Linked DNA regions of Homo sapiens: region 2 is linked to region 1. The links are chromatin loops, found by intact Hi-C in ENCODE. Cell type or tissue: thyroid gland. All regions are shown on one strand. Each heading gives the region's core, and the rest is flanking DNA. Links, peaks and the distances in the headings are about the cores only.

Region 1 (9,595 bases), core at 1,716-6,715:
AAAGGGCTGCTACACAATGACACACAAAGCAGGCTGTGATTAGCTGAATTTTGGCTGCATAATTCATAGCTGGCTGTGGGGAGAAGGAATGTTCATTTAATTCTTGCCCAATCAGAAGGGTGCCCATTAGTTTAAAAACATAAGTGCATGACACAGAGTTTCTGCTGCTTCCATAACCACGAAAGCCAGGCATTCTATCTGGGAACCACAGGGAGAAAACTTTTTCTAACATGGGCTTGTGAAACATCTGTATAAGTCACTTTTGTTTCAAAGCTATTTGAATAATGGCATTTCACTTCGAACTGTTCCCTTGAATTAAAAAGTGACTATTTACAGTCTGTGGTATTTTTAAACATGCCCAAGTGGTACAATAATTTGGTACAATAAGTGGTACAATGAATAGTTCAGCACAGCTCATTGTAATTAGAAAAACAAATTACATATAGGGTGTAAATTTCCCTAAAATAGCCTTGTACCTTGATCACCACTATAATAACATCATTTAATGCCACATCTCTTGGTTTTCTCCACACTAAAACCTCTTTTTATTTTTTTCCCACCAAAATAAAAAGGCAACTTTCAGTGATTCTATAAAAATGTAGTAAAACAGGAAATAAGAATCCAAAATAACACAAAATTACAGTCTTTAATTTCAAATAAGAAATATGGAAAAGCTGCAGGGCTTTGAGGGTGCATCTGCAGATGGAAACAGCTTTGTTCATAAGCTGTGTCAACTCCACATTAGGCCTGGGATGCTCAGCATCTCTTGAAGCCATGATGGCACTATTCTGCATGATGTTCGAGTGAGTATTGAGCTCTTCCAAGAATAGGGAAACTTCTCAAATCATTGTGGGACCAAGCAGCTGTCCAACTACAATTTTCAGTCTATCTGCCTTAAAAATGTGTGCTGTTTCTGGAATGGGTTATAGTTAAAACAACAGAAACCTCCAGATGGAAGGAACCTAGAGGGTGAGCAGTACAACTTCCCTCCATATTCAAATCCTCTCTACCTCATCGAAGGCAAAGAACCATCCAATTCGGACTGAACAACTCCTCCCCTAAAATGCATGTGACCTCATCTTAGGGGATTAAGTGCAGATGGGTAAATTCACTCAAAAACATCTCCTGGGGACCTGCTATGTGCTAGGCAGTGGGCTGGATGCACGGCCCCCACAGACTAGGCACAGAGTCTGCCCCAAGATTACACAGGACAGATGGGAACACAAGCTGATAATTAAATCATCAAAACATGTAGGTACTAAGCACTGAGGGAACAGAAAAGTCCCTGGGGAGGTGGTCAGGGAAGCTTCATAAAAGAGGTAACACCTGAACTATGTCTTAAAGTACAGTGCGGCAATAAAATAAAACAAAGCCTTATGTTAAGACTCAGCACAAATGTCACCTCTGTGGCCCTTTGGAATCCTCTTTCCTCTGCTTGGAATCCTTTCCTCCGTGTTTGTCTGTTGAATTCTCACTCATCCAGAGCACCAAGGTAAATGAACAAGCCTGTGAGTGAGGAAGTAGACAGAGCAGAGGCTGGAAGGGTGTGCTGGCTTGAATACTGCCCCCCAACCCTAACTAATGACCACCTGGAACCTCAGAGTGTGATACTGTTTGGAAATAGGTCTTTGCAAATATAATTAGTTAAATTAAGATAAGGTCATGATAAATTAGGGTGGGTCCTAATCCAATGACTTGTGTCCTTATCAGAAGGCCAAATGAAGACACAGAGACACACAGGAAGAAGCCTGTGATGACAGAGGTAGAGACTGGAGTGATGCATCTACCACCCTAGGAACACAGAGGACTGCCAGCAGCCACCAGGAACTAGAAGAAAGCACATCACAGACTCTCCCTGAAAGCACCAAAAGGAGCCAATTCTGGCAACACCTTGATTGTGGACTTCTGGCCTCCAAAACTAGGAGGAAATACATTTCTGTTGTAATTTGTTATAGCAGATCTAGGAAACTCACAAAAAGTGTAAGCAGAGACTGAATTAAGAGGGCCACAAATTCCCACACCATACACAATGGGGTACCACTGGTAGAGGGCAAAATCAAATATATTCCAGAAAACCACTACAGAGGCAAAGAAGAAACACATGGGAAGGAGAGAGACCAGGCAGGAGGTCACTGTGGCAGAGAGGCAGGAAGAGAAGACAGATCTGAGAGCAACAGATGGGGGAGACATACACTTCAGTGTCCACACAGAAGAGGGGGACGGAAAAGGAGAAGAACTGAGGATCACGCCGGGTGTGTAGCTCATGCAAGGGCATGACGGGGTGGAACCTTCAGGTGAAATAAATGAAGAGTCCCAGATTCAGAGCAGACGGGAGTGAGGTGGGAGGCAGACCTGAGAAGATGAGAAATTTTGAACATGAGATACCTGCAGTCAAAACGCCCTGGTCTGTAGTAGATAACTGAAAATAAAGGAAAAGAATCTAGCTGTACAATTCAGGATTTGGCAGCACATATGTGGTCAAAGCCAACTGTATGGTTAAGATCATCCAAGGAGAATGGGCAGAAGGAGAAGACCAGAAGACCACGAACAGGCCTGAGACCCTATAACATTTAAGGGTCAGGCAAAAAGAGAATCTTGGAAGAAATGGAGAAAAGCAGTCAGAAAGTAGGAAGTAGGTAAACCAAGAACATCCTGCACTGGGGAAGTGGAGTAAAAAGATGCATGAAGGATGTCTGTTCTGGCTATATGCTGTTCAGGTAATACCGCACTTACAGACAATCCTAGACAGCGGGAGTCAAGAGTGAACAGCTACCCCAGAAAGCTAATGTGCACTCCCTGAGAAGCTTACAGAAGGCAGAAAATACAGATGGCATGGCTTCTATTCAGCACCAAAGGTGCTGTGGTTTGCACTGGGTGACATTCTGGAGTGCAGCTGGAGGGAACCCATCATGGGGAGAGCCCTGGAGAAGACAGCGAGCAAAGTATCTGTTCACAGAAGGAGGAAAAGATGCCTACCAAGATAAGTAGAACCAAGTGACAAGGAGCAGCCTTCCCACGGATCTATGAAATGCAATGAATTGTCCTATGAGGCAAGGAGCTCCCTTTCAATACAGTTTGTGATCATCTGGGAGAGCTTGAGTATTCCAGATTAAGGGTCCATAGGGTTTTCTTGTAAAGGGCCAGAGAGTAAATATTACAGGTTTGAGAGCTACATGGTCTCTGTTGCAGCTGCTCAACTCTGCCATTATAGTGCAAAAGCAGCCACAGATAATGTGTGAACAAATGGGGCACAGTTGTGTTCCAATAAAATTTTATTTACAAAAACAGGTATGGACTGATTTGGCTCAAGCATGTGTGTCCTAGTCTGCCAACCCTGGCTCTGGATTCTTGCTTCTCAAAGAGTGGTGTGGTCCATAGACCACAAACCTCAGTTATCACCTGGCAGTCTGTTATAAATGCAGAATTGCAGGTCCCTATCAGACCTGCTGAATCAGAGCCTAAAGTTCAACAAAATCCCCAGGTGATCTGCATGCACAGAGAATTTGAGAAATGGTGTAGATGGGTGGTGCCCACATTGTACGGCAAGATGGGCTCACATCAGAATCTCCTGGGAAGCCGATAAAAACCACATTCCTGACCTTAACCACAGAAGCTCCAACCTAATGGCCTAGATGGCCTCGGGAGCCTGAATTTTCACAAGGCCACTCTGGCAATGCTAAGGTTTGGAAGCCTCTGGTCTGAAAGCCTCAGAGGATTCCTCCAACCAAGTTTCTATGAGTCTACTTAAGAGAAATAAAGATTTGCCCACTCTCCTAATTTTGTTCTTGTTTTTCTTATTGTTTTTTTCAGTCAAAAACGGACTTTCCTGTTTCAGAGAGAAATCTTACTAATAGTTGCCTCCCGCATTCTAAACTTGAACAAAGGGAACAGAACACTCAAAGGAAAAAAAAAAGCCAGTTCTCAAGCAGTGTTAGAGCGCCACCTACTGGGTGCCCCCCACCCCCCGAGACTGTACCCACATCTCCAGCAAAGGCCTCACAGTGTGTCCTTAGAGGTCATCAGTAGTGCATGGAGTGGGAGAGAAAGGGAGGAGGAAGACAGGGAGAAATCAAAGTCGGTTGGAGAAAAATGACACCATTGATCATACCAGTGTCATACCAGTGCTGACTTAAATATTACACTGAATAACTTCTTTGGGGTAACTGAGCTCTCCTAACTTCAGCATCAGAATTAAATTGAGAAGTGCTGAATAAACCCTGTGCCTCTAATCCCCCATCCTTTGTCAGGATGCTCCTGGAGAACCAAGTCTGGTTCTGAACAGGACACACAACTACCTCACTGCCCTCTTCCCTTCCGCATATAGTCTTCAAGCACCCACTATGGACTACGCATTGTCTCAGGGGTACATGGATAAACAAGACATGGTCATGGTCTCTGCCTGCATAAAGCTTACAGTCTTAAGAGATAAAGAATTAATAAAGCAGAATTATGGCAAGATATTTTCATGTCAAGCTTCCATTTTATTTGAAAGTGCTTGGGGAAGGCCTTGGAGGGCAGGAGGCAGAGACAGGGAGTGGGATGCCTGAAGTTAGTTTCAAGTGACAGCAAGTTCAGAATGAGGTGGCCACAGGAACTCATGATGGAGATGGAAATGGAAAGGAGGTAAAAGTTCTTGCAGATGAGACAGAGACTGAGGCTAGATGTGCCATCCAGGAGGACACAGAAGTCACCTTGGGGTGGTGAAGGAGGATGAGCATGACTGAGTCCTGAATGAATGAGGGGTGACTGGGAGAATGACAGCAATGAGGAGGGCATGGGGAAGGCATAGCCAGTATCCAGAACAGCTAAGGAACTGAGTTTTCTATGAAGAAACAGTAGCAAGGTAAGAAATACAGGCATGGGAAGAAATTACGCAAGTCCATGAGCACGCTGAACTAAGGAACTCCTGGGTCAACAGTGGGCTCCCCTGCTGGACAGCAATTGTGCCAGAAAGACTCTCCTTGTGTTGAACTGCAGCTCATCAGCAGGTGACCATCACCTACAGGCTACAGTCCAGAATTCTCAAGCCACAGAAGTTAGAACTGGACCTTCTCACATGGGAAACATGTCTGAAATCTGAAGAAGGATGTGGGCTCACCTGCCATCTGGCTGTGCGACCTCAGAAAAGGCACTGATCACTCTGGCCCTCGGAGCCTGAATGAGAGGACCCTAACAGCTTAACAGTCCCGAGTCTGCTCAGTGTGGAGAAGCCACAAGAAAACCTTTTCATCTTTGAAAGAGAATCCAGCAATTCCACTTTGGGGTATGTATCCAAAAGAAACAAAGTGAGGACTCGAACAGATGTTCACAGCAGCAATATTCACAATAGCCAATAAGGGCAAGCAACCCAAGTATGCGCTGATGAACGGATAAACAAAATCTCGTACAAATTTACAATGGGATGTTATTCAGTCTTAAAAAGGAAGGAGATTCTGATGTATGTCACCACATTAATGAACTGTGAAAACATTTTCTTCAGTGAGATAAGCCAGACACAAAAGGACAAATATTGTATGGTTTCACTTATATGAGGTATCTAGAATAGACAAATGCAGAGAGACAGAAAACAGAATGGAGGTTGCCAGGGGCTGGGGGGATGGGGAAATGGAAAATTACTGCTTAATGGATGCAGGTCTCAGTTTGGGAAGATGAAAAATTCAGGAGATGGGTAATGGCGATGGTTTCGCAACAATGTAAATGTACTTAATGCCACTGGGCTATATACCTACAAAGAGAAAGGTAAATTTTATGTTATGTATATTTTATCAAAAAAGAAAAAGAAAAACTTGAAAAAGAGATCAACGTAGAAATAAAGCAGCTGCGATTACTGAATCTGGCCTAAGAAAGCCATGCACTAATATTCCTATCTGGTATAGGTTTTATTTCTCCAATTAGGCTGAATCTTCATTTCTCTCTAACTCCTGGCATTACCAACCAAATCCCACAAATTTGATGGCTTAAAACCACAGAAATTTTTTCTTTCATGGTTTTAGAGGTGAGGAGTTCAAAATCAAGGTGCTAGCAGGGCCATGCTCCCTCCCGAGTCTCCATGGCAGGATCCTCCCAGCGTCTTCCAGCTTCCAGTCGCCCCAGCATTCCTTGGCTTGGCTGCATAACTCCAATCCAGCCCCCTGTGGGCATGCGGCTGTTTTCTCCCTGAGTGTCTTCATGTTGTCTTCCCTCTGAGCATGTCTGTGTCCAAATTCCCCTCTTCTTATGAGGATAGCAGTCATACTGAGTTAAAGGCCCACCCTACTGCAGTAAGACCCCATCTTAACTAATTACATCTGCTATAATTATATTTCCAAATAAGGTGTCACAGTTTAGGGCACACTGGGTTAAAACTTCGACATATCTTTTGGGGGACACAATTCAGCCCATGATACCACCCAAATGTAGAGTTAGCCTAAGTCTCAGTCCTCACCTTACTCGCACTCTTGGCAGCATCTGACACAGGTTATCACATTGACACCATCTTTCTTTACAAGATACCCTGCCTTTCAAGCATACAGCACACTGTTTAACTTTCCTCATCACCCCACCTCTCTGTGTCTCCTCTGTTGACTGGTCCTACCCCACCCTCTCTCCATGTTGGAGCAGCCCTCAGACCTTGCCCCTGTCTACATATAATCACCCCCTAAGAAACACCATCCACTCCTATAGCTTTAAACACTATCTATTTTCTGACAATCTGCCATATCTATAGCTCTATTCTAGCCTGCAATCTCCAGATACCATATCTCACTGCCCACCTGACACATCATCTGGACCACAGCACCTGATTCAACATGTTCAAGCAGAACTCTTTGATTTTCCTCCAAAATCTGCTTCTTCACCAGGCTTCTTCAAGTGTCATGAAGGTGTCATTCCATCCGGTGCCTGAAACCTTGGTCATGTCCTTAATCCTGATCTTTCTCTCATCTTCCCATGTCCAATCAGCACATCTTGTTACTTCCGTATCTTAGAAAAGATGCCCTGAGTCTTAGAAAAGATGCACTTCCCACCTCCACTGCTGTCACCCTAGATCTCAACTGCTGTCACTCTAGACCAAGGATCAGCAAACTGCTGCCCCTGAGCCAAATCTGGCCACAAGCAATCATGTCTACTCTGCAGAACTAAGTAGCTGCGACAGTGACCATGTGATCTGCAATGACAAAAAAACTTTATGATCTGGCCCTCTGCAGAAGTTTGCTGACCCTGGTCTAGGCCCTTGATGTCACTTTCGACTATCCTTTTGCGTGATCTTCTAATCAGCAATAAGACATAAGAGTATTGCTTTTTGTTTGCTCTTTGCCTTCTTGGACAAAACTGCTTCTTTTCCTTTCTGTTCCCTAATTAGAACCCTCACTCTGTGCTTACCAAGTGGCTCTCCCTGCCTCTATTCTCTCCTGTACACCATTACTGAGGCTTAACTCTTGGAACCGCCAAGTTCACCCTGCTCAGGTACCTGCAATGGCTCCCGCTGTCCCCAGCATTTAGCCCATCCATCTGGTTAGTTTTCAAAGTCCCCTGTAACCTAGCCTACCCTGCATCATAGTTAATCAAGGCCCCAATGCCCCCAACAGGCCACGCCTCCCCCAGAAAGTGCTTCCCACCCTCCCAGACAGTGCTTTTTTTGTGCTTTTGGGCCTGTATTTTCCTTCCAGTTGTCACCCAGCTTGTTCCTCTCTCTTCTGGTTATCAGGAAGAGAGAGTTTATGAAAAGGGAAAAAAAATTGTGAAGAAATTGTCTAATCATCTTCATTTCCTTACCTCCCATTCACTCTTCACCACAGCCATCTGCCTCCCACTTCTCCACTAAAATCATTCCTGCTGGATCCCCAATATTTTCATTAAATCCAGTAAGTTGTATTTCTCCCAGACTGCACTGGCTTCTCTGCAGCAGCATTTAACAGAGTTCACTACTGTCTGAAACACTCTCCTTTTACCATTTAGCTGATTATTCCCTCTCACTGCCTTCTTCCATGTTTATTTTTTCCACTAAACAACAAGCTCCTTGATGAAGGGACCATGTCATCTGTGGCTTTCTGCCACTGCACATACATTCCAGCATATGGTAGGCCCTCAATCAACGTTAGCTGAAATCAACTGTGACTAAATGTTTTCAGCTCAAGAATTTCTATTTGATTATTTTGGTGCAGTTTTCAGTCAGTTCTACGTAAAAAATCTCCATATAATCATAATTCTTTGAATATATGATTAATGATTAGTTAAAATGCATGGTTGATCAATCCACTATCTGGATCTCCAACAGGTTTGTTTCTATTTCTGATTTTTCTCTTGGTTTTCTTGTACATCTAGTTATTTCCTAGTGAGTGCTGAATATCATATGTGAAAAACCTGAGCAAGAATTTGACAGTACATAAGAGGAGGCAGAGCAAAATGGCTGAATTGAACCCTCCAATGATTGACCCCCATTAGGAGATAGACAATATAAAAAGATATAAAGTATCCATGCAAGAAAGCACCCTCCTAAGAACTAAAAAATCAGAGGAGCAATCACTGTACCTGGTTTTAACATAACAACGAAAGTGGCATTGAAGAGAGTAGGAAGTACGGTCTTGCACTGCTTACACCACCCCTCCCCTAAACCCAGGCAGTGCAGTCTGGAGAAGAATCCGTGTGCTTGAAGGAGGGAGAGCAAAATGAGTATGCGACTTTGCACTGGAACTCAGTGCTGCCTTGTCAAAGCCTCACACAACACCAGGCAGACTTCTGCCAGGTCCCACAAAAGAAGCATTTAGACCAGCCCTGGGCCAGAGGGGAATCTTCTGCCCCAGTGGGAGAAAAGTGACTCCTGCTGGCTTCACCACCAACTGACTAAAGTGACTTAGGGCCCCAAATAAATCTGAGTGCCAATCAGGACATAGTAACTGTAGGCCTTGGACAAGCCCTGGTGCTGCACTGGTCTTAGAAGCAGTGGGCTTGGGATGTGACCCAGTACGACATTAACTGTACCAGCCATGGGAACACCTGCATCACCTCTCTCCCAACTCCAAGCAGTGCAGCTTGGGGAGAGATCTTTCAACTTGGGCAAAGGAGAGGAAAGAGTACAGAGGATACTGTCTTGCAACTTAGATATCAGGCTCAGTCACAATAAAATAAAGCACCAGATAGATGCCTGATATAATATGCAGGTATGAGAAGGTTAAAGGACACAAAGAAGACTCAACCCAAGCAAGACTACCTCAAGGAATACAATAATCCAACTTTCAAAGGTGAAGGACAAAGAAAGGATCCCAAAAACACCAGGTGAAAAGATGCAAATTACATATAAAAGAGTTCCAAGATATCTGGCAGCAGACTTTTCAGTGGAAACCTTACAGTCCAGGAGGGAGTGGGATGACATATTCAAAGCACTAAAGGAAAAAAGCTTCCAACCTAGAATATCATCACCAGCAAAGTTATCCTTCAAACATAAAGGTGAAATAAAGACTTTCCCAGACAAACAAAAGCTGAGGTATTTCATCAACACTAGAACTGTCTTACGAGACATGGTAAAAGGAGTTCTTCAGTCTGAAAGAAAAGGATGGTAAGGAGCAACAAGAAATCATCTAAAAATACAGACTCACTGGTAAAAGTAAGTACACAGACA
Region 2 (5,000 bases), core at 1-5,000, 250 kb before region 1:
TTTCTGCCTGGATGTTCTTTCTAACACTGTCAGTGGGGTGTTGAAGCCTCCCACTATTACTCTGTTGCTGTCTGAGTCTTTTTTTAGGTTAAGCAGAACTTGATTTATGAATCTGGGCATGTATATATTTGGCATAGTTAGGTCTTCCTGTTGAATCAAACCGTTTATCATTATATAATACCTTTCTTTGTCCCTTTTTACTGTTGGTTGGTTTAAAATCGGCTATATCTGATAAAAGAATTGTGACTCCTGCCCTTTTTTGTTTTTCATTTGCATGTTAGATCTTTCTCCATCCCTTTACTTTGAGCCTGTGTGTGTCATTACATGTGAAATGGGTCTCTTGATGACAGCAGTCAGGTCTTGTCCTTTTATCCAACTTGCCACTGTATTCCTTTTAAGTAGTGACATTTAGACAATTTATATTCAGAGTTAGTATTGATATATGAGATTTCGATCCTGCCATCGTATTGTTAGCTGGTTGTTTTGTAGACTTGATTATGTAGTTGCTTTATAGTGTCTCTAAGCTATGTCCTTAAGTGTGTTTTTGTGGTAGTAGGTGGTGGTTTTTTGTTTCCATGTTTAGCACTCTATTAAGGACCTCTTGTAAGGCTGATCTAGTTGTAATGAATTCCTCAGCATTTGCTTGCCTGAGAAGGATTTTATTTCTCCTTTGCTTATGAAGCTTAGTTTGGTGGGATATGAAATTCTTGGTTAGAATTTCTTTTTTCTTTAAGGATGCAGAAAATAGGTCCCCAGTCTCTTCTGGCTTGTAAGGTTTCTGCCGAGATGTCCGCTGGTAGCCTGATGGGGTTCCCTTTGTAAGTGACCTGACCCTTCTGTCTAGCTGCCTTTAAGATCTTTTCTTTCATGTTGACCTTGGTGAATCTCATGACTGTGCCTTGGGGATGGTCATCTTATATAATGTCTGATAGGAATTCTCTGTATTTCTTAATTTGCATGTCAACCTTTCTAGCACGATTGGAGAAATTTTTCTGGACTGTATCCTCGAATATGTTTTCCATATTGCTTATTCTCTCTTCTCTCTCAGGAATGCCAATGAGTCATAGGTTTTGCCTCTTTACATAATCTCATATTTCTCAGAGGTTTTTTTTTTCCATTCTTCTTCATTCTTTTTCCTTTATTTTTCTCTGACCAAGTAGATTTGAAGAACTGGTTTTGAAGCTCTGAGATTCTTTCCTCAGTTTGGTCTGTTATGTTGTTAATACTTTCAGTTGTATTATGAAATCCTTGTAGTGAAATTTTCAATTCCAGAAGTTCAGTATGGTTCTTTCTTAAAATGGCTATTTTACCTTTGTAAAATTGTTTTACTGGATTCATTGGATTGGGTTTTAACTTTCTCCTGAATCTTGATGAGCTTCCCTGCCATCCAGATTCTAAATTGTATGTCTGTCTTTCAGTAACTTCAATCTGGTTAAGAACTATTGTTGGTGAGCTAGCAGGCTCATTTGGAGGTAAGGGGACATTCTGGCTTTTTGAATTGCCAGAATTCTTGCACTGATTCTTTCTCATGTTAGAGGGCTATTGTTCCTTTAACTGCAGTGTAAGTCGAGTATAGTCAACTGGCCTTGTTTCTGGGTGCTTTCAGAGGGCCACAGCTCTATATAGATCTTTACTGTGCCTAGATTCTTGCCCTGGGTGTCACAGAGATGTATATTGGCAGAATTATTTTGGTGTTGTAATTTTGGCTGTGATCCAGTAGCTGGCATTTAACATTAGTGTCCAGTGGATAGGCTCTTACTCAGCTGCATAGTTCTTTTGTATTTCTGTGTGTTCACAGCCGTGCTCTGTGGTGGGGTTGGGGAGAGAGATGACCACTCATAAGGGCCACTCCTGGACCATGGGTGAGGTCCCTCCTATCACTGGCACTGTACCTGCATTACTGTTGTTTGGTGTCTTGGGTTGCAGGGCTCCCTTAGACAGAGGCCATGGCTGCCAGACAGGCCACACCCTTCCCAGACCAGCACTGTGGAGGAAGGCATGTCCCATTCCTGCACTGGCCCACGAACCCACGTGTCTCACTCCTTTCAGTGTTCTGAAAGTGGGATTTCTCCCCTACTTGAGTGCCAGCCCCAGCTCTTAGCTCGACAGCCCCAGCTGTGTGCTGTAGCCCTGTAGCACTGGGACCAGCCTGTGGCTCCATCGTCTGGACCCTCAGGGTCAGGCACCAGCTGTGCTGGGGAATCTGAAATGCTCCCAGGCTGCCAGGAAGGTACTCAGGTGGAACCACCAGCAAAAAACAAGGCTAGGCAGCAGAGGCTGCCCTGTGCACACATTCCTGCAGGGCAGCTTGGCAGGGGCCCTGGAAGGGGCTGTAGGGGAGGAGGGCCTGCAGAACAGATGTTCCTCTGTCCCACAGGGAAGCTGGCCCCAGGCTGGCCTGCCCCAGCATTCAGGTGGGGCTAGTCCTACTCCAGGGGAAATAAGAAGTCTTAGGGGATGGGCGCCTATGGCCACCTTCTGCTGCAGCTGCCTTAGATATGAAAACCCCTGGGCTCCATGTATTCTGGAGCTCTGTCTCTGCCTACTGTTTGGGCCAATCCCCCTGCCAGTTGAAACGTCTCCAGGGGGCATGGAATCTTGTAGCTAGGATCTCTGAGGTCCATAGTGAGAGTGTGCTGCCCCATCATCCATTCACTCACCCCTTTCTAGGAGCCTTTCAAGGCCAAGAACCAGCCCTGGCATTGGGCAACCCCCACAAGGTTACCAGCTTCCTCCCTCTTCAGCTTCCAGTTTGTATCACCTCTCTATCAGCTCTTGGTGCTTTTTCTCCAAAGATCTGCTCAAAATATGTTGGCTTACTCGATATTTTGGTCTTTATTAGTGGCAGTGGTGCTTCTTGGCCCTGTCTAGTTGGCCATCTTGTCCTTCTTCCACTAAAAATTATTTTTAAAAATAGTTTCAGGCTGGGCGCGGTAGCTCATGCCTGTAATCCCAGCACTTTGGAAGGCTGAGGCAGGCGGATCACCTGAGGTCGGGAGTTCATGACCAGCCTGACCAACATGGAGAAACCCCGTCTCTACTGAAAATACAAAATTAGCCGGACATGGTGGCACATGCCTGTAATCCCACCTACTCAGGAGGCTGAGGCAGGAGAATCGCTTGAACCTGGGAAGTGGAGGTTGCAGTGAGCCAAGATTGCACCATTGCACTCCAGCCTGGGCAACACGAGCGAAACTCCATCTCAAAAAAAAAAAATAGTTTCATTGATAACCTTCCTTTGAACTATAGTTAATGTTAAGAGTTAACAAGTAACATATGTTGAGTGCCCATCAGTGTAATACCTCAGATATAAAAGTCCTGTAGATTTTTAAAATATGATATTCACTCAGTTCTTATTTGCCCAGTTAACAGTGGGATCGGAATTTTTTTTAGCTTCTACCATTTACTTATATTTGGAGAAATGATGATGATGATGATGATATCCCAAGAGCTTTTAATATTACTTTAATGAATATTTATTAAGTACTCACTATATGCTCTACATGTGTCATGTAGAGGGTGGCGCATGGTGGTGATTTCATGACATACAGGTATTCAGGCATTGTCCGAAATGTTCTCTGGGAGGATGTCTGGAAAAAACTCCAGTTCCAGATCGCGTCTGCAACCATGAAATCTCCCCACCATGAATGAGGAGGAGGAGGAAGAGGAAGAGTTATAAGTCAGGACTTACCTCTTGCCTTTATTAATTTGCTGTTTCAATTAAGTTTAAATAAAACTACATGACTGAAGGATACTGCCCTTCCCCTTTCCTTCAAGGCTGCCATTTGAAGGGCCTTTGCTAGTTTTTGTTGATTTGCTTGAAAGTGTTTCTCTTAGGCCCATGACCCCTTTCATTTATTTTTTTATTTAAAAAATTGTTAATTGTAGCAAAAGCATAACATAAAACTAACCATTATTAAGTGTACAGTTCAGTAGTGTTAAATAGATCCATATTAAACAGATCTTCAGCACTTTTTCATTTTGCAAAACTGAAAATCTATATCCCTGAAATAACAAGTCTCTGTTTCCCCTTCTTCATCCCCTGGTAACTACCATTCCACTTTCTCTTTCTATGAATTCAACTACTCTAGGTACTTCATAGAAGTAGAATCATATAGTATTTGCCTTTTTGTGACTGGCTTATTTCACATAGCGTAAGTACCTGAAGGTTTATCTACGTTGTAGCCTGTGACTTACACCTTTCATTTTTAGCTTTGGCTGCTGCTGCCATGTTCCCTGTATTTAAGCTGTGGTTTAAAACAGCTTGAGAGGACTCAACTCAGGCTGCCAAGAAAAATGGCAGCAAGAGCTCATTCTACCTATTAAATACTAACATGTTGCTTCCAGGAGGGAAGTGAGCAATTATTGTTTATTCCAAAACATCTGGATATATATGCGGTTATATGTTACAGTTAAAAATTTGTATACTAGTTCATGTTAACTGCAAAGACAAACTATTAGCAAATTATCTATTAGACTTCATTTGGATTTGTCTCTGGTTTATTTAAGTTTTGTCTTTGATAGCAGCAGAAAATGAATCAATAAATGAAAATGAATTTATATTTCTTAAGGCATCCATTACTCATCAGAGATAGTTAATTTAGCTAACATTTGGAAGTGCTGATACCACCAACAAAGCCTAGCATCAAATAATTTCTTTTAATTTCTTTTAATGTCTTAAACACAAATAAAAAACTTATAAACAAATTTGCTTTATTTTCTGAATATTTATAGAATACGTAAGAATTGGTTTTATCTTCATAAAATTATATAATTGGGCTTATCTGAGGTTTGTTTTCATTCTCTTTAATTAAATTATTAGTTAATATCTGATATTCCTATTTATTCTTACCATGCATACAATCTATAGCCCAATAGCATGGGAACTCTTTTTTTTTTTTGAGATGGAGTCTCTCGCTCTGTCGCCGAGGCTGGAGTGCAGTGGCACGATCTCAGCTCACTGTAAGCTCTGCCTCCCAGTTTCACGCCATTCTCCTGCC

The links. Peaks named below come from ENCODE experiments on the same cell type or tissue, not always from the same donor. Only the 100,000 strongest peaks of a DNase experiment are listed, where the experiment ranks them.
Region 2: it touches region 1 in a loop (3.0-fold over the local background); 39 of 110 quality-filtered maps call a loop at or near these places.

Annotation. Positions count from the first base shown.
Region 1 is chr11:94,166,225-94,175,819 of GRCh38, reverse strand. All of the region lies in intron 2 of PANX1 (pannexin 1), which reads right to left. Among named protein-coding and RNA genes, the nearest start is that of PANX1, 42 kb to the right of the region's middle. In thyroid gland, for the core only: a CTCF peak has its summit at 3,944 (motif pointing left); a DNase peak (open chromatin) is centred at 3,950.
Region 2 is chr11:94,420,935-94,425,934 of GRCh38, reverse strand. All of the region lies in intron 19 of MRE11 (MRE11 double strand break repair nuclease), which reads left to right. Among named protein-coding and RNA genes, the nearest start is that of GPR83, 22 kb to the right of the region's middle. In thyroid gland, for the core only: a CTCF peak has its summit at 2,166; a DNase peak (open chromatin) is centred at 2,224; H3K27ac peaks cover 1,763 bases.